Linked DNA regions of Homo sapiens: region 1 is linked to region 2. The links are chromatin loops, found by intact Hi-C in ENCODE. Cell type or tissue: sigmoid colon. All regions are shown on one strand. Links, peaks and the distances in the headings refer to the core of each region. The heading gives the core; the rest is flanking DNA. Region 1 overlaps PHLDA3 (pleckstrin homology like domain family A member 3). Region 2 overlaps NAV1 (neuron navigator 1).

The links. A loop is a pair of places that touch in the nucleus more often than their neighbours do. Peaks named below come from ENCODE experiments on the same cell type or tissue, not always from the same donor. Only the 100,000 strongest peaks of a DNase experiment are listed, where the experiment ranks them.
Region 1: it touches region 2 in a loop (2.5-fold over the local background); 3 of 110 quality-filtered maps call a loop at or near these places.

The regions. Positions count from the first base shown.
Region 1 is chr1:201,460,498-201,464,883 of GRCh38, reverse strand. PHLDA3 (pleckstrin homology like domain family A member 3) reads left to right here. Exons shown (of 2, transcript NM_012396.5): 2 at 1-606. Among named protein-coding and RNA genes, the nearest start is that of PHLDA3, 6.5 kb to the left of the region's middle. RefSeq lists an enhancer at 2,723-3,305. In sigmoid colon, for the core only: a CTCF peak has its summit at 1,640; DNase peaks (open chromatin) are centred at 2,803 and 3,513; H3K27ac peaks cover 1,766 bases.
Region 2 is chr1:201,707,226-201,711,611 of GRCh38, reverse strand. The region is part of intron 5 of NAV1 (neuron navigator 1); the gene reads right to left. The region is part of intron 2 of IPO9-AS1 (IPO9 antisense RNA 1); the gene reads left to right. Among named protein-coding and RNA genes, the nearest start is that of MIR5191, 10 kb to the left of the region's middle. In sigmoid colon, for the core only: a CTCF peak has its summit at 1,976 (motif pointing left); DNase peaks (open chromatin) are centred at 1,941 and 3,311; H3K27ac peaks cover 1,147 bases.

The DNA of each region.
Region 1 (4,386 bases), core at 67-4,066, 250 kb after region 2:
CTGAGATGGCACCACTGCACTCCAGCCTAGGTGACAAAGCAGCAAGACGCAGTCTCAAAACAACAACAACAAAAAAAACGGGAAAACAGGTACAGACAATAGCTGCCTGGAGTTGTACAGAAACTTGATTGGGTAACCCTGGACCTTTCCAGGCTGTGGCCAGCAGTTGACCCTGCCTGCCTTTCCTCCATTGTTTTCCCATGTCTGACCTTCCCTGTTGCAAAGCAGTGGCCTACTACAGGGTCTCTCTGGAGGGAGCAAGGAGGCTCAGTGGCCCCATTCAGCAATTCGAAGTCCCTTTAATTGTTTTGTGCTTCCAACCTGTTTTGTTCCCGTTCAGATTTCTCTCGCCTTCCAATAAAAACTTCCCTGTCCTGTGCCCCAGTCCCTCAGAGTCCACAAGAGGTTCAACTTGCTCATCTGATGTGTGAATTACATCACACAGTTGAATGAGAATTTGTTAATTACAACAGAACTTTTATAAATATGTCACTTACTGTATCCAATTGTACAATTGTCCATGGGTGGCTTAATCCCACCATGGCAAATAAGCGTCTGTTTATGCAACCCTAATCAGTGCTGAGAAAGATCAGAGCTCAACTAGAATGCTGTGATCAATTGGTGATGCCTGCCATGGGCTTTGGAAGAAAGGTGGGGAGAATGGCGGCATTATCTGGGGGGGTGGGCGTGGCTGGAGAGAAGAGGGTTGCCATCCTATATAACAGCAGCTTCTAAATAGCCTCTAAAATAGAATCTTTGGGCGGGGCGCGGTGGCTCACGCCTGTAACCCCAGCACTGTGGGAGGCCGAGGCAGGCGGATCACGAGGTCAGGAGACCAACCTGGCTAACACGGTGAAACCCCATCTCTACTAAAAATACAAAAAAAGTTAGCCGGGCGTAGTGGCAGGCACCTATAGTCCTAGCTACTCGGGAGGCTGAGACAGGAGAATGGCGTGAACCCGGGAGGCGGAGCTTGCAGTGAGCCGAGATCACGCCACTGCACTCCAGCCTGGGCAATAAAGCAAGACTCCATCTCAGAAAAAAAAGAAAAAAAAATAGAATCTTTGCTCTTCAATCAAACCGGAGGGTAACTGATGGTGGGGGTTCAGGCATAAGGAAAAGACGTATCCAGGCACTCAGAAATAGGGGAGTGGGCCGGGCGCGGTGGCTCACACATGTAATCCTAGCACTTTGGGAGGGCAAGGCGGGTGGATCACCTGAGGTCAGGAGTTTGAGACCAGCCTGGCCAACAAGGCGAAACCCCGTCTCTACTAAAACTACAAAAATTAACTGGGTGTGGTTGTGCACGACTGTAATCCCAGCTACTCGGAAGGCTGAGGAAGGAGAATCGATTGAACTCTGGAGGTGGAGGTTGCAGCGAGCGGAGATAGCACCACTGCACTCCAGCCTGTGTGACGGCAGTGAGACTCCATCTCAAAACAACAACAACAACAACAACAAAAACGAAATAGGGGAGTGTTAGTGAACAGATGGGGTTGAGAGGCAAGACATCCAGCAAACTAAATGCCTTTACAGGCTAGGCACTGTGCTCGACTCTGGGGATGCAGAAGAGAAAGACAAGATCCAGTCCTTGCCTCAAGGAGCCAGGTTCTGGTGACATCAGTCAGTGCTAACTGGTGCCCATAGAACTGGCCACCAGGCGCCAGGGGAGCACTGGGCAATACTTTCTCTGTCCAGCACTAGGGGTCATTCTCAGAGCTTGGCTGCAAAGGGCAGTGTAGGGTATAGTATGAGAGACATCAAGGGCAGAGGGCAGGTGGAGGGTGGAGGGGGAAGCAGGCTCTAGTTTCTGGCACTCTGCTTTTTTGGAACACCAGCCCTGTTGGTTTAAAGTATGTTGGTTCTTGACCAAACCCAGCTTCCGTTTCTCTTGCTAGGAGAGTCCCAGCCCCTTGAAGAGTCTGCTGCTGTTAGAGCCCTTGACACAGACCCTAGAACGCAGTTCTAGGTATGCAGCAGTGTAGGGGCTGGTGGTTGCAATGGGGTGATCATTTACTATCATTTGTAAGAGCCTGGGAGCTGTCTGAGTATCCTAAGAGCCCTCACAGCACAGAGGTCTGGGGTTCAAGACCAGGTTTTTTGTTGTTGTTGTTGGTTTTTTCTTTTTTGTTTGTTTTGTTTTGCTTTTTGAGACAGAGTCTTGCCCTGTTGCCCAGGCTGGAGTGCAATGGCACGATCTCGGCTCACTGCAACCTCCGCCTCCCAGGTTCAAGCAATTCTCCTGCCTCAGCCTCCCAAGTAGCTGGGATTCAGGCGCCCGCCACCAGGCCTGGCTAATTTTTTGTATTTTTAGTAGAGATGGGGTTTCAGTGTGTTGGCCAGGCTGGTCTCGAACTCCTGACCTTGTGATCCACCCGCCTTGGCCCCCGAAAGTGCTGGGATTACAGGCGTGAGCCACCGTGCCCGGCTAAGACCAGGTTTTAAAAAAGATCCGTGACCTCTTTGGGGAGTCTTTGCCTCTCTGATGGAGGAGGGGCCATCCTGCTTCCTGGGTTCACGGGTGTTCTCACTGCTCTGGTTTTCATGACTTTGAATTTCCAAGAAGGAGCAAAGGCCCTTACCCCGGGAAGGCTTGGCTAGACCTCAGAGTAGGGTCAAGACCTCTTTGGGGGCACAAACAGGCTCTGATAGTGCCAGCAGACATGCATGAGATGGAAAACCTTTGCTCAGTTGGGCCTGTGAGGCCAGGGAAGGGCTGTTGCCACCAACTCTCCCCATGCTTCGGCAGCCCCAGCGTGGCCTCACCCCCACCCGATACGTGAGTCATCCATGGGAACATGAGACAGGGCAAGTCTCAGCCAGGCAGCTGGGAGTCCGATGAGGTGGGGTGGGGAGACCGAGGGAGAAGGGATGGGCTTGCTGTGGTCAGGGTGAGCTGGGGTTGGGAGCTAAGGCTTTAGCAAGAGTGAGCCTGTTGCAAGGGTGAGAATGGAGACCAGTGAGGAGAGCCAGAGTGAGAGTCCATGAGCTGGAATCGCAGCAGGAAGGAGTAGGGGCAGATAGACAGGGCGTTACCGTGTGCAATCCTGAAGTCTGTTGGGGATGTATAGGTACTGTGGGCAGCTGTCACACCAGGGCCAGGACCCAAGGACCCTGGCAAGACTGGCTATACAGGAACATACTGTAAGGCTGCACAGAGAGCCCTGGTTTCACCTCCCTCAGTCTCCTGCCTCAGTGGGTCCACCATGGTTCACCGAAGTGATCTGTCCAGAATTCAATTCATTCTTCTGCTAAAACTGCCAGCGCTTTCCCCACTGCATTGGGAGGATGCCCACTTGTCAAAAGGGTCTTCTCTCCACTATCAGGGCTATCTCTCCAGTGTTTGTCTCTACGTGCTCCACGCCCGGCCCCAGCATGCAATCCACCCCCATTCCAGGACCTGGGAAAGCTGCCTCACACTGCCAGGCCAGTGTACCCCCACTCTTGCTACATGCTTCTGTATCACTGGCTCAGCTCTCTCTCATGTCACCACCTCTGAGAAGCTTCTCTGAGTGCCCTGCCTACAAGGCAGGCTGAGTAACTGCTCACTTCTCTCTGTGCTGCCATACCTCCTCTATTAGTCACACTGCCTTGTGATTGCTGATTTATGCGTCTGCCTGTCCAACTAGACTGGTCAGTTTCTGCACTTGTTATTTGTATATTCCTGGTGCCTCAGAGTACCTGGCAAATAGTAGATTCTAATAATAAAAATGACAAGTGGTATATAGTGTTTACTCCGTGCAAGATATTGACCCAAGAACTGTAAAAAAAAATTTTCTTTTTTTAAGACAGGGTCTCATTCTGTCACCCAGGCTGGACTGCAGTGGCATGATCTCAGCTCACTGCAACCTTGACCTGCTGCTGGGCTCAAGTGATCCTCCCACCTCAGCCTCCTGAATAGCTGAGACCACAGACGTGCACCACCATGCTTAGCTGGTTTTGTATTTTCTGTAGAGATGGAGTTTCATCATTTTGAACTCCTGAGCTCAAGCGATTCACCTGCCTCAGCCTTCCAAAGTATTGGGATTACAGACATGAGCCACCATGCCCAGCCTATACAATTCTTAAATCATGTAACGTTTCAACAACCCTGTGAGGTAGGTGCGATTATCACGACTCCCATATTTTACATTAAGAAACTGAGGCCCAGAGAAGTTAAGTGGCTGGTTCAGAGTCACATAGCAGCTAAGTGGTGGAGCCAGGAGTCAATGTGGTCACAGTGGGACTCTAGGTAAGTGCTCTTAACCCAACACCAAATAGATTCTTACTGTTTGTGAGTAAATAAGTAAGTGAATGAACCCAGCATTTTGCTGGGAGAAAGGAGGTCAGAAGAGAGAGAGTTGGTGAGGATCAAGCCCCGAGAGGGCAGAGAAGGGAATGGTCTGT
Region 2 (4,386 bases), core at 298-4,297:
TGCTCCCTTTTCCCCTCCATCCGCAAGCCTTCTGCCGCTGCTGCAGAGGCCAAACGCCCCCTCAGTCCCTCCTCAGCCCACAGACTCAGCAGGAGTGTAAGGTTTTTTTTAGCTGCCAAAGGGAACATTTCTGAATCTCTTCAAGAGGTTTTTATTCCCCCAAGACTAAGCTCAGGCCGGCTGGCAGGCAGCTGCTTGACTGTCTTGTCAGGGAGGGGAGGCTGGGTGGGGCGGGCAGGGAGCCTGCAATGCCCTCTCCAGAGCCTTTTGGGCACCTTTTCTGAGAACCAGCTCCACACCCAAGCCCAGCCATCCCTCCTTTCCCCTCCCAGGGGGAGCTTCTCCACCCCCACATCCTCTCATGGTCAGCACCATGAATCCAGGCCTCCATGCTGGTGGCAAGGATCAGGGACAAATGGCAGGCCACCATGCCAGTGGCCTAAGCTCTATCCCCAGTCCTGGCATCACTTCCGTGGCCGCCAATGCCTATTTATCCTGGCAAGTGTCACCTTGTAAGCTGCTCCATGGCTTTAATTGATGGCTTGGCATGAAACACAGACAGGGTCAATTTTTTAGACTCGCCAAGAAATAAAGTTGAATTCTAAAATGCCTATGTGGGGACTAAGAACATGGTGCCAAGGTGTGGGTTTCTGGCCCAGGGTGATGCTTTTTATGGGCTTGGCAGACATGAGGGACAGGCACACACATCTCCAAGGGGTGTGTATTCCCAAAGAGGAAGGTGATCAAGAGTTACTCAGAGACTTCTGTGTGTGCCAGACCCTTTGCATGCATTATCTACTTGAATCCTTGCAACATTTCTGGGAGATTTGTGCTACTGCCCCATTTAACAGATGAGAAAACTGACACTCAGAGAGAACAAGTAAACTGCCCAAGGTCACACACCTAGCATGTAGCACAAGGCAGAGTTGAGCCCAGGAAGAAACTCATACTTGTCTTGATATATCACAGGGCATCTCTGCACCACTAGCATCAAGCATGGTGACTGTTGTATAGGAGGCGCTTAGGCTGCAAGCAGTGGCTCATGCCTATAATCCCAGCACTGTGGGAGACCGAGGCCAGAGGATCGCTTCAGGCCAGGAGTTTGAGACCAGCCTGGGCAACACAGGGAGATCCTGTCTATATAAAAAATAAAAATAAAAAAATTGGCCAGGTGGCTCAAGCCTGTAATACTAGCTACTTGGGAGGCTGAGGCAGGAAGATCACTTGAGCCCAAGAGTTCAATGCTGTAATGAACTATGATCACACCACTATACTCTAGCCTGGGCAACAGAGTGAGACCCTGTTTCAAAAAAAAAAACAAAGAAGATGCTTAGTGAACATTTCAAGAATGGATGCTACCACAATTTTTTAAAATTTCCAAAAACCCATGAAAAAAAGTAAAGGGATACATACATGTCACGTTAGGAAAATGTCTTTTTTTTTTTTTTTTAAGGAAAAATGTTTAAACCACACAGTAGCCTCAGGAGAGTCATGCTGCATTCCCTAATGCCCCAGATGCTCCAGATGGGAGTCATAGACATCTAGGTCACAGGTTTGACCCTCTTTCTCCATATCTCTTCCCTCAAAGACCTCTATCCTAGCCCCTTCCTCAATTCCACATCAGCAGAGTGTGGTGGGACTATTTCAGAGTCTCCCAGAGTCGCCAAACCACAAGAGTCCTTGAAAGTCACTTAATCCTGCTGTGTCTCTGGAGAGCTGGGAGGCTGAGGTCCAGGAAGTAGGGACTAGCTGGAGATCACAGAGATGCGAATGGAAGAACACTTGACTCCAGGCAGCTTCCCCACAGGTATAGATTTGGGGCATACAGGGGAGGAGGTTAGGGCAGGGTTTGGTTTCCTTGGGGGTGACCAGGATCTGGTCTCTGCTACCAGGCTGGAGGGGCCCTGCAGAGGCTACACCCTGCAGCTCCCTCTGTGCCCCAGCAGTGGCCCCTGGTGGCCATCATGGGTATGCCGCTCTGCTTCTCCAAGGCTCAGCCCAGGGTGGGTCTGGAGGGTTGGGGCCCCTGGTAAGTCTGGCTTCCTCCACATTGCTAGGTGACAGACACATTCCCGGGGTGGTACAGCCACAGCTTCAGGCCAAGAGGACTTACCTGTGTACAAAAGAAAGGCCTCCAGAGCTCCAGAGGCTGCAGAGGGGGCCTAGGTTGAGGAGCCAATCTGACATTCACACCCATGACCCTGAAGGTGAATTTTTATATTTTAGCTTAAAAATATGAGTAAGTTACATTTCCAAGGGAATTTACTTCACCTCTCAACCCTCATCCATTCCTGATCTTCACCTTACCCCACCTCTGACCACCAACCCATAACTAAGCTTCACCCCTTTCTCACCATCTCCTGTGAGGGTGAGCATCCCGGATGGGGTGAAGGTATCTAGGGCTTCCGCTACTCTGTGATAATGAGAAAAGTAACCTAAAAGTTCAATGGTTTTTTTTTTTTTTTTGGAGACAGGGTCTTACTCTGTCTCCTGGGATGGAGTGGCATGATCACGCCTCACTGCAGGCTCAACTTCCCTGGTTTTGAGCGATTCTCCCACCTTAGCCTCCTGAGTAGCTGGGACTACAGGCATGCCCCATCACGCCTGGCTAATTTTTGCATTTTTAGTAGAGACGGGGTTTTGCCATGTTGCCCAAGCTGGTCTCGAACTTCTGAGCTCAAGCTATCCTTCTGACTCAGCCCCCCAAAGTGCTGGGATTACAGGTGTGTGCCATCGTGCCTGGCTAATGGCTTGTTTTATTGGCTAAGTTGAGATGCCCTGGAGGCTGCCTCCATGTGTCTCTGTCAAATGTTTTGCTCTGGGTGTGGGACAGGCCTGGGGACAAAACAGAGCCCAGACATGGCAAAGATGCAGAGGGAGTCTTGGTAGCCCATCCCCTTCCTCAATACCCCTAAGTGGAGGACGTGCTCAGAATACTCCCATCTTACGTGGCACCTTTGTGCAAATTAGAACAAGGTACTCTCCAGTCCAACCCACCTCTAGCCAGGTCCTAGTAGAGTACAGCGTTCTCCTTCACATGATACCAGCCAGGATGCCACCCTCCAAAACTTACTCTGGGGGCCTGGGAGTGCGTGCTGTCTTAGCTCCTACAGAACAGGGTCCAGCTGCAAGAGTGAAGTGTGTGTATGTGTGTGTGTGTGTGTGTGTGTGCGCGCAAGTAGGGTTTGAGGGGGGAAGGGGGCAGGTAGGGCTCCTAGCAGGCCCCAGGGCGACACCAAGGTCTATGGGGAGGAGCTCATGATGTTATCCTGGGCTGCCCTCCAAGCCTTTCCCTGAAAATGGAGCAACTGGGGAGAGAATGTGTGTGCTACTCAGGCTCAGAACAGATGCAAGTCTCTCCCAACCCAGCCATCACCACGGCAATTCACAGTTACCACAAACAGCAGCATAGTCCCAGCATGCACTGGGGCATCTGCAGAGTAGGATGGTGTTTCTTTCTACACACTGTTGGCTCTTATGCAAGACCACAGAGAGAGCATACTGTCCATGTCAAGGGTCTTTGGGAAAGGACTAGCAATCAAATACACTTGACAGACAGGTGCATGCACACACAAATCAAATAATGCCCAGCTACTCAATGTTCACCACGAGGCATTTTCCATGTTATTTAATTTGAGCCAGGGGACTGATCACAAGTCTTTTTGACTCCAAAGCCCTTGTTCTTTCCACTACAATATGGTGTTTCAAAATACATGCACATGCCTCCAGATATACACACCTACTTGTGGTCTAGCCTGTAGTTTGTGGAAACCCTCATAAAACTCTGCAATTCTGCAGACATATGCATAGAGAGATTTCTGTGGACACATCTCCCATTGTATGGGGAGGAAGCAAGAAGACTAAAACGTTGCTAGAGGAAGAGAAGTAATTTAAGGGACAGCCCAGGGTGCACTGTGAGGATGATGTAAAAAGGGTCTTTCTCTCTGTTCCAGTGTCAGAACAGGGGAAACAGGCTTCCCCAGGAGGGCAGGACTACGAAATTGCTCATCAAGAGATTGGGACCCTAGGGCAAAACTGACAGTGATGTAGTGGCAAGAACATAGTCCTTAGATTCAGAAAGACCTGTGCTTCAGGTCCTGGTACTGCCCCCTTCCCAGCTTGTTTGAACAAGTCATCTCACCTCACTGCAGTTTCCCGCTCTGGGAAATGGGCATGATACCCACTTGGTGGGGTTGCTGTGAGGCTTAAAGAGCTAATTCACAAACATGCTTATAGTACGGTGCCTGGAACAGAGTAGGTGCTCTATAAATGGTGGCTCTTATCTGTCAGAAGGCACAAAGAGGTGGGTGAACAACGGGTGCACCCTCGGGCTGGCACTGAGGCTGGCCCCTTGTCTCTCATTTGCTGATGGGCGTGGTGCACACC